2 separate regions of the Mus musculus genome follow, and region 2 is linked to region 1. Evidence: chromatin loops called from intact Hi-C (ENCODE). Cell type or tissue: heart. All regions are shown on one strand.

Region 1 (8,000 bases):
AATCCTGACCTAAACTGACACGAAACCACTTTCCCTTCAATGCTTACTCTAGAAATCCTGACATTTCGCTGCGGAAATATGAATGTGTCTGATTTTCAGATGCGACTCCAGACCTCACAGGATGGTGCAACATGTTTGGCACCTCTCTGAATTCTAAAACACCCTGCCTTCAAGGGTTTCTAGACACAGGCAACATTAGGAGAATTAGAAATTCTAGGACCAGATCTGCCCATCCCATCCCATCCCTTATCCCTCGAAGGACTCCCTGAGTGGAACACCTGTCACTTTACATTTCACTGTCCTTTCCTGGCACCTTGGCTCTGTCATCCCCTTCCCTGACTAGAGAGAGTGAGATCATTGCAGGGTTGTTTTGCACCGACAACCTATTCACATCTGGGTGGCTAATGTTGATAATTACTGAGCTGGTTACTAAATCTGTCAGGTTTAGGTGAGGTGAGTCTCGGCAGCTGGGGCTGCTGCTTACAGCTTCCCAGGCAGAGAGAGAGAAAGAGAGAGAGAGGTGAGAACAAATCCAAGAAAGGTGTGTTCGGATGCTTGGGCTCCAGTGAGACTGGTTAATTACCAGTCACTTGCTGTCTCTCCGAGTTGGAGCTTCTGGCTAAGGAACAGTCGTGCATCAGACAGAATCCGACAACCTGCTATTTATTTCCACATAAAGAAAGTGGCAGGGACTAAGACGCCGAGGACAAGTGTGGAGACAGTCTCTCAAGTGCCAGGACCACAGCCACACAGATGCAGATATCCTCAGCACAGGGCGGTAGTGTGAGCCATCGGGATGCTGAGCCTACTGCTGCTCCTTTGGAGGGAACTGGGGACCAGGGGTGTGCTTGGGACCAAGTGTACTTGCTGCTGGATGAAGTGTATTGATGCAGAACCTTGGATTATGTTCTAGCAACACCCCCTGCCCCCGACACACACACACACGAGAGAGAGAGAGAGAGAGAGAGAGAGAGAGAGAGAGAGAGAGAGAGAGAGAGAGCATCTTTCCCAGAAGCACATCCACACATCCATTCAGATTCTCACAGGGTACAGAACAGTCTCCGACCCCTAGAGAGAGGTTGATTACAAACCACTGGCCTGGAACCCTGAAGAAACAGGTTGATATTGGGTCGAGCACCCAGAGTCTCGGGATTCCTAATGATCCTGAAATTATACTCGAAAGTCACTTATGGGTAAACGTTGGCCAGTTTTTCCAGAAAGAGACGCCAGTGACTTTCGCCAGATTCTCAATGGTTCCTCACCGCTGAGGAGCTCCTTGGCGGCCCAAGAGATGGACTCTGCCTACGCTTAGCTTCTGCTTTTAAGAGAAGAGCACAAACGGGGCTGACAGTTCTAATCAGTACTGGGAGATAACCAGGTCCAGCTAGGAACTGGTTGACAGGGAACTCTATAGCAGAACCTTCATCCAAGTCTTTTTAAGCGTCAAACATACAGACGCCAAGCTAGTTAGTGAGTAGTGATCGCAAAGCCTTTGGAGCTGAGCAAAGAGTCCCATATCCTTCTCCGAGGCCTCGGGTCTGGCTTTCAGAAATCCACCGGTCTTATTCATGAAAGGTCAAAATTCACTACTTGCTGAGCACCTATTATAAGCCTGGTTCTATTGTAGATGCAAAAGGTCCATTGATGTGGACCTTAGCAAGTTACCTGCCCCAAACACAGGTATATGGGGAGCTACTAACGAAGTCATCTCCATGTTAGTTGCTCTCCCACCACTACCCTTGGGCCAGAGAGACCAAAGCCATTGCACCCAGCTGTGCCAGCTGGTGACAACGGAGAAAGAGCAAGCGGTAGTACTCCGTGTGGGCAAAAGATGCAGACGCCCTGAGCAGGTGGGCCAGGCTCAGCCCTGGTGGGTGTTGCTGGAGAGGGGGCTAGGTACGGTGAGGACTCTGCCTGCGGGGGCGGAGGGCGCGGATGTGGGAAAGCAGACTCTGCCCGCAGTTGCCTGGGCCGCCGCGCCTGACCGCCGAGCTGCGCTCGCCTGCTCCCCGCCCTCTGGGACCGTGGTGAAGCTCTGTTCCCCATACTGAGCAGTCCCCCGGAGGCGCTCGGACACGTCCCTAGGCTGGATAAAGATCGACTCGGAGCTCGCTCCCCAGCGAGAAATCTCGCCATCGGCGTGGCTCGCGCGGCCGCTCTGGCCGGGCCTGGGAGCCGCCAGATCGCTATCTGGGAGGCAGAAAGACAGCAGCGCGGCCGCTACCCCCCGCCCTGCGCTCCGCGTGGCTGCGGGGTCCTGGGGCTCGCCGGCCTCCCTTCCCCCCCTTGCACTGCCTTCCCCGCGCTCCCCCCCCCCCCGGGGACATCCGCTTCCCGCCCGCCCGGTCCCCAGCGTCCCTCAAGGCGCCCTCTCCCCACTCGCCAGGCCCCGCTGCCTCCTGAAGGTTACGCGGCGCGGCGGCGGGGCGCGGCAGAGCACGGGGGGCACCCGCCCTCGCCGCCGCCCGCGCCGCCGCCCACCCCAATGCCCGCCGCGCCGGGCCAGCCTGGCTGCCGGCTGCTGCCACCGCAATCCCGGCTCCTAAATCAGCGCGGGGAGGCGCCCCTTCCCCCACCCGGCTCCTCGGGCTCCCCGGGCCGCGATTGGCCGCGCGTGCGCCCCCCAAGCTTGGGCCCCGGCTCCAGCTGCCGCGCCATTGGCTGCGGGCCTCCGCCAGCCTTTACATAAGCCCGGGCGCGCTCGAGTGGAGTTGTATAAAGCGAGCGCGCGGCGTCGGGGCGGGAGGCTCGAGGCCAGCCCGGGACCAGGGCTGGGCGCTGCAAGGCGGCGGCGCCAGCGGCAGAGGCAGCATCGAGCGCCCGCGCTCCGACGCCCCCAAGCGGTGGGGCTGAGAGAGCCAGAGGATGGCTCCGAGCGCTGACCCGGGCGTGAGTATCCGCTCCTGGAGCCCCCACCCCTTCCGGCGGAGAAAGTTTCGCCAGCCTAGCGCACCCCTCCCCGCACGCCCCCAGGGGTGGCGGGGATGCAGCTGGGGACCTGGGAAGATCGGGACTGCGAAGGCGGCGACGCTGCTCCCAACTTGCCAAGAGGCGCTGGACTCTATTGGCGCGCAGATCCTCCCCGCGGGCTGGGGGCAAGGCGGGCGCCAGGCTGGAGGTGGTGGAAGAGATGGGAGCCGAGGTGTGGGGGTGACAGCCCACAGTTGGCAGAGAACGTGTTAGTGGCACAGAGGATGGAGGTCAGCGGTTTGAGAAGGGGGCAATGGGGCTAGTAGGGGGCGGAGCAGGTGAAGGCTGTGCTGAGGGTACCCGGGGAGTCACCCAGCTGGCGGGCTCAGTTTGGGGACGACTAAGCTACCATCCTCGGCCGACTGCCAACGCTTCCAGGTTGGGGAAGATCCCCCGGGGCATAGCTCTTCTCCCGGGAAGCCGAGCTGTCTCCCCTTGCACAGCGCTGAGTGGCAGAGTGCTCCCGGAGCCAGCCCGGTACACAGCGTAGCTGCCAGCCGCCTTTTGCTGGACCGAGGTGTGGTCTGGCTTTCTAGCTAAGGATGTTTCAGGCAAGCTCTTTTCTGGCATTCTAGGGGAACCATGGGGTCCCCCCCCCCCTTGATCTTATGGAATCAGATAAAGGTTTTGGTGGGGCAGCAGGCAGGCTTGGGGGCATGCCCAGCAATGCAGCGTGATTCTTTTGCAGTACAGTAGTTGGGAGCCCTGGTTAGTCCCGCTTCTGCAGAAACCAACTAAAGAATCCAAAGTCATCCCAGCTGGGATGGGAGCCTCCCTAGGGGTGGGGGTGGGGGGTTCCTTCTTGAATGACTAATGATTACTATTGCTATTGGGTGGGTTCACCTACCGTGACATCTGTACATCTCATCCGTCCTCCTGGAAGCGTTCATGAGTTGCACTTGAGGTACCTTCTGGGATGGGTGCAAGACTTCGAAAAATGAAGCCAGTTGGAAAAGAAAGCAAGAAGGTTCCCAGAGTAGAGGACAGCGGTTTGATGCTGTGTTGAACCTGGGAAGAACTCCTGGGGAAAAGCTATCAGGGGAGATTTGAAACCATGATAACTTGGGACAGGAAGTACCCACGTTGAATTAAAGCAGATCCAGAGACTTGAACAGTTCCTCACACTTGGGTATTGAGACAGAGACGTGGAGGGTGGAAAAATGGGAATATGAACAGTTGGCCCAATATGGTCTTCAAGGAGGCGTTTTTTCCCCCTCTCTCTTTCCTGTCTTGGTTAAAAAGCCTCTTCTGGAGGCAGGTTCTAAAGTCAATTTGGTAGGCAAGGAAGGGAGTTTAGTTCTTGGTGCTGGACTAGATTAGAACACTTTGGTCTCCAGTTGGTGCTGATAGATTCTGGAGAAGGTTGAAGGCTGCCGGTGGCTTCTGCTCTTGTAGCTGATGGGTTGGGGTTGAGCCATTCACCGTAGTACAACCCTACCAATGGGCATGTGTTCAAACTCCTTGGATACCTGCGTTAGGCTAATGATTTTATGTGTGTGTGTGTGGGTTTACCAATCCATGCCCACCCCACCCCCATTCCCTGTTTGCTTGCAGTCAACATTTCTTGCTGCATTTCCCAAGACCTTCTTTCCATTAGGGATGTGTGCAGTGATATACCTGCTTGCTGCTCTGTCTTCCTTTCTCTGTCTGGACTACACCTGGCCTTCTGAACCCTGGTGCTTATTCTTTGGCACCAGGGTGTTTGGTTAAGGTATCCTATGGTTGCATGGAGGAGCCCTGTGAATGAGTAGACCAATGGCCTATGTAATGCCGAGACTGAAACACAGATTCTTAGAGAGACTAGGCCAACGACCAGGAAATTCTTCTGTTAAACAGGTTGTGACCACCTGAGTTGGTCCTCAAGCTCTCCTGCCTCCTTCCAATCAGTGGAAGCTTGGAGGTGGAGCGGGCTCCTTGGTGACCAGTAGGGGGCACCAAAACCACCTAGCTCAGGACTAGTGACTTGTTTCTTACCCTTCACTGGCCATAGTAACTTAATGCTTTAAGAAAGCTCAGGCTACCAACCCCTCAACAATCATCCATTGTGATTGAGGACACTGGGACTGGGACCCTTCCACCACATGTCCTGTGACTTCAGGTGGTCCTAGGACTTCAGAAGCAGTGGGATGGCAGAATATTCCGGGGAGGCAGAGCCGATACATAGCCCCGCTTGCTCTCTGAGATCATTGTTTTTTTGCTTGGTATCTGTGTATTCTTTGAATTCTTGGAACCTAAGAATATTTAAGACTAGAAAAAAGAAGAGAGGAGCACTGGGGAGTATCTGGTCCACCTCACCCCGTTCCCAACATTCCCCTGTACAATGTATTTACAAAAAAATTCAGCTGAAGTAAAAGTAGTATCTTGCCCAAGGTCACATGGCTGTTTGGTAGAAGAGATGGGGCCAAGCCCCAGGATTCCCAGTTCCCTGTTTGGAGCTTTCTCCACTCCAGTGACCTGCTTCTTCTGTGCTGTGAAAATGGACATATGTTTCTACGCAGTAGGCACTGGTAATTACTGACTGGCCAGACTTGAGTATACTAATAGCTTTAGTAAATTTAGGGAAATTTTCTTTGCAAGAAGACAAGGGCAGATAAAGCTCTCATAATGAACATACACGGGCTGTAAAATTCCAAGTTATCCTCTCTCCTCCCTCCACTGTCTTGTCTTATTGCTCTAAATGATCTTTAGGCAAAAGCTGTGCAACTCCGTGCAATGGAATCAGAAATGCGCAGGCCCTCACCAGATAGTCTTAGAACCTAAGGCGAGGCCTAGACATCCTCTAAGGCATGCTGGAACAGTCTCTCTGTCCTGCAGTCACACCTCTGCTGGTGGGACCCCCTCAAACTCAGATCCCAGGTGAACTAAAAAAAATTCCCGAAGAGTGTTTCCCCGATGTCCTTCATCCTTGCCGCTCTCAGCTCAAGGTCACCGTAGTAGAGGCTGTGGTCTCAAACAATCCCTTCTCTTCTGGCATCTGGGGCACCTAGAAGATGCTCTCATTTCTGATGTCCTTCTGTTCTGCTGGTCTGGTGGGTCCATGGGTAACTCTGTTTTCCACTATCACCCAGTTTCTTTACGTACCGTATGCACTTCCTTGGGGTTGGTTCTTCTTGGAACTTTAGCAGATTTGGTGGCCTTTCTTCATTAGGAACCCTGGTGCCAATCTGGAATTCTGAGAAGTAAAATCCTCCCCTGCCCTTGAAGGTCACCCAGTGGGTGCTTATTGCCAAGGAAAATGCTCAAGATTGTTCAGCTCTTCAGTCTCACTGACAAGATGGGTCTTCATCCATAAGAAAGAAGGGAGGTGAGGATATAGGCCACCAGAGAGCCATAGCTCCTTTCCTTAAGTGCGATTCCGAGAACTGTGTTTGAGATCCACGTCAGCCTATTTAACTTCTCGGTCTTGATCTGATTCTACGTAAGATCAGAGGAGTATAATTACATTCAGTATAAGAAGAGTATAGGATCTTCCTGTGAGGGTAGGTGAGCAAAGATGGGGGAAGATGGTCTTTGGGATTCTTCTCTTTAGGTGCGATGCGAAGAGCTAGTCATTTGGAAGGAGCTATTAGTGCTGGATCACTGGGAACACTGTGGGATCTTTTCCTCTGCAGCTAAGGCCAAGTGTTGAGGTTTGCACATCAGCTTCTGGTCATGGTGGCATCAGGACTGATGAGCAAAGTCTGACTGGCAGGTCTCTCTCTGGCCCACTGCTGGATTTTCACTTTGGGGTTCTGCCATGCTCGGGGAAAAGAAATTTTACAGGTCCCAGGATAATTTTGAATGTGATGGAAGGCCCTGAGCTATTGATTCCTGAGGAAGGATCTTTCTGCTGGGAGAAGCCTTCCTCAGAGCCCAGTGATTTAAGAGTGCTGACAAATCCTTGCTCACCGAGCCTCCTGCAGGCTGCAGATAGGCTCCCAGGCCAGCCTGGACTCTGCTCTGGATTTCTGAAGAGTCTGGCTGGTTGCTTAGGGGACATAAACCTGTGAACTCTCCTTAGGAGAAAGTATGAAATCAATTGGTTCATTATCACACCAAACACACGCTGGACCACTTAGGGCGTTTAAGAAATAAGAAGTAGCAGAAGACTGTGAGATTGGGTTTGAAACATGTACAAGAAGGTGTGAAGGGCTAGAGAAAAAGAGTAAAGGATGGATGAGAAGACCTTTGTCCGTCCCCCCCCATGCTCCTTATGTTTCCAATCCCACTGCAGCCCCTAGGCAGTAGTGACTGGAGAGATTACTGAATTCACACCACCCAGACTTTTGGCAGGGTCTAGAGATAATATATTGCCACAGTTGGAATGAAGGGTACTGCAAGCATCATCTGGTGGGAGAGAGGCCAGGTTGTTGCTGAACCTTCCTTTAGTGCACAGGGAAGCCCCAACACTACTGATTAGCTGGCCCCAAGGCTCTACGGTACCAGGATCGGGGCCTAGCAGTGCTTTACAGATGGTAGAGATTTTGGGAATGTTCCAATCAGCTCTGTTTCATAGCCGAGGACCCTGAGATCCAGAGTGGAGAGATGACCAGGCAGAACCCAATAGCAAGTAGACAGCAGAGCTAGTCTGGAACTCACATCTGCTCCTTTGAGGCTGGTTTACCCAAACTCCCCCAAAGTTGTTGTGAAGGATAATTATGAGCTGTGGAAACACTTAGAAAATTACAAGGAGACTATTATTAATGCTGCTATTATTACAAATTTGGGGGTTTGAAAAGTTCTGTTTCTCTGGTGCTGACTCACAGTAACACTAGATCAGTCACTCCCCAAGTCCTATACTGCCTTTCGTGTGCTCGTGGAAGGGGGTCGTCTTAACAGAAGATAAGTATCAGAATCTTTATCAATAGAGGAAAGTCCTAAGATCTGCCTTTCAAAAGTGTAGACACCTAGAAAACAAGAAAGAAGAAAAAAGGAAAAAAAATTCCTTGAAAGAAATCAGATGGACTTTGTGTGAAACAAAACACTCCCTTCTTGGAAACATTCCAGTCCCCTGGCCCCGTGTGTGCGTTGGTTCCAGCCCAGGAAATCTG
Region 2 (8,000 bases), 240 kb after region 1:
TGTCCTTCAATCTTCTTGAGGCAGTCTCCGGTTTATGCCAGCCTCCTGCACACTCCAGAGCAATCCTCTTGTCTCTTCCCATCTTGCTATAGGAACACTGAGACTACAGACGCAACACATCAGGCTTTTTAACACAGGTTCCAGGGATCAAATTCAGGGGTCCAGCCCATGTGACCAGGACTTACCTAATGAGTCATCTCACTAGTCCACAAACATTAATTTTTAAAATCAAGTATTCCAATATAATGTGATGCAAAGATGTACTTTTTTGATATTTACATGCAAGCAGGGCAATAGTATGTCCTTATTTTCTGTAAGCCATTGTGTTCCTGTAAAAGCAGGAGCTGACTGGACAGTAAAAACACTGCAGTTCACAATATGCAGTGGTCTCACATCTGTGTGATTCAAGGAGTGTTCACTGGCTGTGTGGCAGGAGGGGAGGCAGAGGGCACAGGGTGCCTGTTGTGTGTTCAGAACCAAGACTGCGATGCTCAGGACAGGACTCCACAAACACCTCCAACTGATTTTCAAGTTTGGTTTTGAATTGTTTTTTAGTTGCTCGGTGTCTGATAGCCTTTTACTGTCACCAAACTTTTCCCAATCCTCACATGCAGTTACGGGATACCACACGGAATCACAGCCTACAGCTTAAAAGTCTGAGGACTATTACCACCTTCTACAGAGGTGAGATAGGACGGGACAGGCAATCTCAAAGGCTGCCTTCAGCTGCTTCCGTGATGCTACAAGAGCCCAGGCAGCAGCAGAGAAGCCTGCCGCTCCCACCCATTCCTTTTCACCCCTACTAGCATCCAGCCTCAGGTCTGCACAAAGCAAGCTCACATCCCACAACTGTGCAGCCATCTGTAATCCTGGCTAAAGTTCACTCCTTGGGAAATCTAATGTGGGGGGTGTTTGTTGCTGGAATGTGTGTGGCTGGAGCCTAGTGTCCCAGCCCAAACAGCCTCTGCTGGAGCCCCAAAGAAGGCTCACCGCCAAAGGAGCCCGGAATCCCCAGCCACCAGCAGTGCCAGAGAATGGAATGTGCTGCTGGGGTGTTGCTGGCAGGAGGTGGGGTCACTGGGAGCTAGGGAAGGTGGGGGCTCCAGCCACAAGGCCACTTCTGTTCTGGTAGAGACTGAAGGGGGATGGTGCTAAGAGGGTGGGGGTGGGGCAGACCAGTCTGTTAGCTCAGTGGCTAGCTCCTTAGAGAGTGGGGACCAGAACATGGCCTTTACCCAAGGCTTCTTAGACCATAGCTGCTATGAACACTTGTAACACAAGTGTTTCCCACTCCACTTTGGGTGGGGAACTTAACACCCCCCACCCCAGTACCTCTATTTACCTATTTAGAATATCCAAGAACTAGACAAACTGTGACACTGTAAGACATGAGCTACTGGCTAGGTATAGTCCCTGGCAGGATGACCTGTGAACAGGGCCAGCTGTGAGAAGAGACACAGATCTCTGAAAAAGGAGATTCATTTGGCTTCAGCCCCAGGGGCTACAGAAAACACCCCAAAATCATCACCTATTCCAGGTCTGCCAAGACCTTCTGAAGACATCCACATACTAGACCACAAAAGACTCAACAGACCTGAGCCCAAGTCAGGCTAGATGCCAGAGTTCCAAACCTGCCCTGCCACATGCCAGGACTCTAACACAACCTGGCTCTCTGTCTCTGTTCCTGGGTACCAGCAAATTGGAAGGTGTATTTTGACACAGACATCCAATTCTACAACGTGCAAGCTGTCTATCATTCCACATTGAGATCTCTGTACCACAGGCTCCATGGTGACACCATCACCAACCTTGCTGAACCCTGTTAGCTCTGCTCTCTTAAGAGGAACCTGCATCTGAAGACAGCCTCCCCACCTGTTCTCACAGGGACCTCCAGGAAACAAAAAAGGCAAGCCCCCTGTCTCACATCTGTGACTACAGCCAGCCTTTTTCAGCAGTGACAGTCACCTTTTGCTTTGTTTTGTTTTTCGGTTTTTCAAGACAGGGTTTCTCTGTAGCCCTGGCTGTCCTGGAACTCACTTTGTAGACCAGGCTGACCTTGAACTCAGAAATCCGCCTGCCTCTGCCTCCCAAATCCTGGGATTAAAGGCATGCGCTACCACGCCCGGCTACACAGTCACCTTTCAATAAGATGGCCTGATACCTTAAAAAAAAAAAAAAAAAAAAAAAGTTAAAATCATTCTTTGTTGAAGGAGGTGGTGGAAGAAGAGGAGGGAGAGGAGGAAGAGGAGGCAGCAGTGGCTTTTGCTATAAGGACACAGGACAGATGTGCATTCTTTCTAAAGGCTACAGGATGATAGCACATGGGTCCTTGGTAGGTGGGGCTGAGCTCAGAGCTGGCTCACAGTGCTGCTGCTGTGCACTGCCGGCCTTACCATGTGGAAAACAGAGCCTACCTCATGAGCTTGGTGCCAGCGCTAACATAATGTGTGCAGTGCCCAGCTCCAGCCTAGCCTGATCACAGGGCCAACTTGCACCTCACCCCACCAGAAACCTGCTTACCAGCTCTCAGCCTCCTGCAGCGCTGGCCTTTCTGTCTTTCCCAGAGGATTAGCTAAAACCTTTCCATTCTGAAGCCTGCATTATTTATAGTTAAGTTCTGGTCCCAACCTCAATCCAAGACCGTGGGTCTGGTCACAAGATAAAGCCCACCCCTCCTGTTGATAAGGCACAGCTTTCCACTGGGCCTGGCTGGCTCACGAATTGCCACAGGAGGTGTGCAAAGCCCACCTACAGCCCACCCTGGGCAACATGAAAGACCTGAACAGCACTAGGAGACCTGACAAAACCATAAGCATGGGGCCTTTTATTGACAATTCTCCACAGCGTTCCTGTCTACTGCTCTACAGTATAAATACGCAGAGGTGAGCATCTCTCACCAGGACAAAGGAGTACACCTCACCTGCTTGGTCCCCACTGCCAAACCCTCAGTGCTCTACTGCTGTGTGTGTGTGGCCTATCAGCAAGGAGGACCTCAAATGGTTCAGGTGTGGGCACCACACCCATGACTGGGCAGCAGAAACAGTTCCTGAAGATCAGCTCCAAGGGCAGTCCATGACTGCAGAAGGGTCTCAGGCAGAAGCCCCTTGTCTTCTTCATCCTACCCTGTGCTGCGTGCTCTCAGGAACCATGAAATAAATAAATAAATACTCTGAAAAAGCTCCAGGGGAAGGGGCCTGAGCCAGCTCATGGCTTAAGAAGAGGCACAGCACCCTTGGCAGGTCAGAGGGAACATAAAACTGGCCATGTGACTGACCCTATCCTACAATGCTATCTCTACTCCAGGAACAGCCCTGAAATCCGGGCAGTCCTACACGTCCCTGGACCTCAAAGGCTTGCAGTCTCTCTGCTCCACTCACCTGGCCGCATGTTCCATGAGATAAGGGCTAGAGATATGTGGCAGTGGGAGAAAGGTGGGGTGCCCTAGACTCAGAGCAGGATGGAAGAGTGATGTGAGGGTCCTGTAGCCACCCCAGCAGGGCTGAGGACACCAGAGAACCATGGGAGTTAAGATTCTGTAAGCAGAGCTTCCCCATCCTGCCATCCACTTGACACTGAAGGACTTGAGCAGCACCCTCACCTTCCCTCTCCTTGGGACACCTGGGAACGCCAGTCCTGAGGCTATTCAAAAGGCAAAGGCAGGCCATGGAGCTCTAAGTCCCCTCGCAGGCTCTCTGGGGCTGAGAGACTGACAAGTACCCAACAGGGAAGAACCTCTTTTCCAACCTCAAGTCTCTTGGATCCTAAGGTCTAGCCAGCCTGACCTTGACGACCAGAGCCCAGATGAGAGCAGGCTGTGCTCAATTCTGCCCTCTGGTGGACACTCCCTCGCTAGCCCTGAGTTAACAGGGTATAGGATAGAGCAGAACCAAGAGCCGGGACCCCAGGGGCTCCTCTCCCCCTGGGCCTTAGAGCATCACCAGCCCAGCTGGAGGCAGCAGGGGAAGGGCAGGAAGGACCTAGCTGTCAGGCTACGTTTGCCCAGCACAGGCCTCAGAGGCCCAGAGTTGGGACAGTAGGGTCACTGCTGGCCCCAGGACAGTTGGAGCCTGGCTTCTCTTCTCATTTGCTCAGGGTCTGATTGCAGGAGGCGCACACACACACAGTCTCTCTCTGGGCTTCAGGAGCTGGAAAGAAAGAAAAACTCAGTGAGACAGTTCTTTGTACCCTTTAGGCTCAAGGTGCCAAGTACTGAATTAGCCTCCCCAGTCCTGAGACAGACCACCCACGGCCCGGCCCACACCCTCCCTGACCCAGCTCCCTCCCTCAGACACGCTGGGGCACTGTGGCTCTGACGCCAACAGCAGGCCTCTCCCAGGTGTTCTATGCATTGGAAATTCTTCTGGCATCAACAAAATAAAATACCAGAGGAAATTTTCCCTAAACGTTTTAACAGTGGTTAAAAAATCTCTGGGTGGTAAGATTACAGGATCATTTTTCTCTTCCTTTCTTCTTTATAATAACCTCAAAACTTTATAGTTAACAAGCATGTGCTACTTGTAAGATTGGCAAAAAGCCTTGCCCCACACTGCAGCACATCACAGGGCAGGAAGTAAGATATCACCGCAGTTGTCAAGAGCACAAATACACATCCACGCTCCTGTATGTGCACGCTCATGCTTCCTACATGTGCACATCCATGCTCCCTTCTGCCTGTCAGGAACACAGGGGCAGGGGAGGACTTCCTTTTGCTCATCTACAGGTTTCATTTACAACAAACATACACAGCATTTAGGAAAGGAAGAGAAATTCCTTTGATTCTGTTAAAAGTGGACCTGGGGTAATGAAATAAGATTCAACCAGGTGGTCTCCTCTGGGAGGAAAGAGGAGTCTCGGGAGCTGTCTTGCTCTATGCAGGGCAGCCTCAGTCCTTCCCACAGGCCGCCTCTCTGGCCTCCTCGCTCACCTGTGGCTCCCATAGAGGACCTGGGCACCTTGAAGGAGCAACACCGCGAGCAGAAGCTGTTCCCACAGTTGCTGCAGCTCCGCTGTAGACGGGAACAACAGTGTCAGATGGAGCCCACCCTCAGGCACCTGACACCCCAGTGCTCCCTCCAATTTTATACAACAGAAGAGGGGCCTCAGTGGGTGGGATGAGACAGGACAAAACAGCCAACAGAAGGCTGATAAGGGTGTGGGCCTTAGCAAACAGAGGGCACTGGTCCTATGACTCGAATGAGGGCTTAGACTCCATTGCTGACTCTCCTCAAGTCGTGCATCAGCCCCAGTCACAGCACACTGCCCCGGCAAACAGCAGCAGACTCACCCTCTTCTTCAGCACGGAGAACGTAGCGGCACAGCCTGCACAATTCCCTGAGAGACAAAGGCAGCAGCTGAGCTACGATCCAACCCAGGCCGCTCAACCCAAATTGTTCCTGACTCTAACTGGGCCACTCAGGACCCAGCCAGGCACAGCCCAGCATCTTAGCTGGGTGCAGAGAGCAATATGTGTATTTAAAATAAGTAAAGGTGCCAGCTCCTCAGAGCAGCTTTCACCAAGCTACACACAGCTTGAGTCCTTGCACGCTCCCAACACCAAGTGCCACACACACTCACAAGCTTGGCAGATTATCAAAGAACAACCAGAGAATCTCCCCCCTGAAATCTAGCCAAGCCAACATGGACCTGAACCCCAGCATCCTCAATGAAGCCTACTAGATGTGACCTTTTCATAATGTCTCCTTCCAAACATCTGTCCACAGTGAGGGACAGATACGCCTCCAAGAAACACAAACTCCTTTCTGTCATCAGAAGATCCCAAGAGAAAGCTTGAAACAGGGCACCTTCCAACATGACATGAAGGGCAGGGTCTCAAGCACTGGTGGCAAGCAGCAACACAAGCCTTCCAAAGCCACAAGTACAGGGGGACAGAGGAGCTTCAGACTGTGCCAGAGCCGCTCGGGTGACGACTGGCAGTTGGGGCGGATGGAGGAGAGATGAGAGATGGGTTCTGGGGCCTGCTATGACCTTGCAGGCAGCAGCAGAAAGAACAACTGTGACTCCTGGGTAACATGTTTGCCCGTAACAGTCCCAAAGTTCCTTCCTAGTCAGCCAGGATTGCCCACAGCTCTTGCTAAAAGACGCTCCCTGGGATCAAGGACAATAGACTATGGAGCCAGGGGAGCAAGGCTGAGGTATCTGAGGCAAACATCTCTGCTGTTGGACCTCTCACAGCCATGTAAAGGACAGAGAGAACACAAACTCCAGGATGCTAGCGGGATAAGAAAACGTGCTCACTGACTATGGCTCCTCTACCAAGAACAGAGGAAGGCAGCCTATTCAGCAAGGTGACAGAACCTGGACAGGACAAAGAGCCCAGGTCCAAGAGCTCCTCAGAAGTAGATGGAGAGCCAGGACTGCACAGTCCCCATGCACATCTAGGTTGAGAGCTGACACCAGGTCACACAGTGACAGAGAACAGTCCTGCTCCTCCCAAGCCTAGCCACTCTGCCCATTCTCAGCCACATCACCCACCTCGACTCACCTAGTGACCCTACTGTGAAGAGAGAAGGGCAGGGCAGGAGCCATCAGGGCAGTCATCTCTAGGACAGGGGTGCCTGGACCCTTGGCAGCTCCACCAAGACTCACGTGGAGGCTCCAGAGGAAGCCTTCATCTCATCCCTCCCAAAGACCCACGTCATCTACTGACAGCCAGAATGGAAGGTCCCCTAAAGTTCATATATTGAGTCCTAATCCCTAGGCAATGGTATTACAAAGTGGGGCCTTTAGTGAGTGACTGGCAGAGCACTCATGAGAACACTGCTCTTATAATGGAGGCCCTGGACAGCACTTTGTCATGTCTCCCGGAGGAGCCAGCAAAAGGGTGCCATCTATTACCCGGACCCAGTTGTGCTGGCACAACTTAGACTTCAGTTTCAGCAATGGTGAGAAATCGCATTTGCTTCATTTATGAAGCATGCAGCATGGTGTATTTTCTCATAGCAGTCTGGAAGGACTAAGAGAGATCTCAGAGCAGCCTACCCAAGGCTGATCTGGGAACCTGGACCCAGGGGCCAACATCTTGGAAGCAGAATTGTCACACTTGCCCTCAAGGTAGAGATCAGGCCCTACTAACAAAGGGACATAGGCACTGCAGCAAGGGGGAGAGGCAGGGAAGAGCAAAAAAGGCCACCCTCAGACACCTGTATGGCCTCTGCCTATCCAGGTGGGGAGAATCTGACCCAAAACCCAGGTCTGAAGACAGGACTGACACTATACAAGGCACTCCTAAACATCAGAGCTAAGAGAAGTCACAGGACAGATGAGGTGGCAAACAGGACCCAGAGTGGAATCCGATGACCTGCAGTTGAAGCCCAGCTCCCCCTGAGAGATGAAGCTCTTGGGTGACCTCAGGTTACCCCTCTGCAAAACAGGAGCTTCTCACCGCCTCTCCTTACACTGCACAGACAAACTGTCACTTGCTGGACCAACAGCAGTAGTCCCTTTGCATCTGGACCCCACCTGCTCCTGGGCCCAGAGCCTGTCTCGCCCTACCCATCCCCCAGAGAAATGAGAGTGAGCTTATGAGAGGACCTGAGCCTGCGTGCCTACCAAAGCCAATAGTCAACAAAGGTAAAAGGGATTCTGTGTACCCAGGGATACAAACACAGACACAAACAGCAGGCCTAGGACATCTAATCCTGAAAAGATAACCACACTAGTAAGGGGCAAGAAGGCAAGCCACAGAGGCCCCTCAAGTTCCTGAAGATAAATCCATGGATTTCCCCTCCCTCCACAGACTCACAGACTTAGAACTCACTAAACACTGAAACACACAATCCAAAGGCCACAGTGACTCTCAGTAAGCAGCCACTGTAGGCTCTCACCAGGACTTTAGCTGGCTCTGCTCTCAGGGCTCCAAATCAAAGCCAGGGTCCCAACCTGGGCTCAGAGTCAAACACACCCTTCAAGATCTTGACCTACCCACAACCCTAAGAAAAGACTAGCTTACCAAACTACAACTTTGGCTAGAAGTGCCAAAA

Evidence for each region. Hi-C counts contacts between places; a loop is a spot of excess contacts. Peaks named below come from ENCODE experiments on the same cell type or tissue, not always from the same donor. Only the 100,000 strongest peaks of a DNase experiment are listed, where the experiment ranks them.
Region 2: a loop joins it to region 1, with 2.8 times the contacts of the local background. A loop is called at or near these places in 2 of 42 quality-filtered maps.

What each region holds. Positions count from the first base shown.
Region 1 is chr19:42,426,499-42,434,498 of GRCm38, reverse strand. It overlaps Crtac1 (cartilage acidic protein 1), which reads left to right and starts at 2,711. Exons shown (of 15, transcript NM_145123.5): 1 at 2,711-2,889. The coding sequence starts at 2,866. In heart, CTCF peaks have their summits at 2,845 and 4,893 (motif pointing right); no DNase peak of the experiment used is centred here; H3K4me3 peaks cover 1,766 bases; H3K27ac peaks cover 644 bases; H3K27me3 peaks cover 7,596 bases.
Region 2 is chr19:42,186,528-42,194,527 of GRCm38, reverse strand. It overlaps Zfyve27 (zinc finger, FYVE domain containing 27), which reads right to left. Exons shown (of 13, transcript NM_177319.3): 11 at 5,285-5,331; 12 at 4,925-5,006; 13 at 1-4,145. The coding sequence ends at 4,081. Among named protein-coding and RNA genes, the nearest start is that of Sfrp5, 12 kb to the left of the region's middle. In heart, a CTCF peak has its summit at 3,832 (motif pointing left); a DNase peak (open chromatin) is centred at 3,787.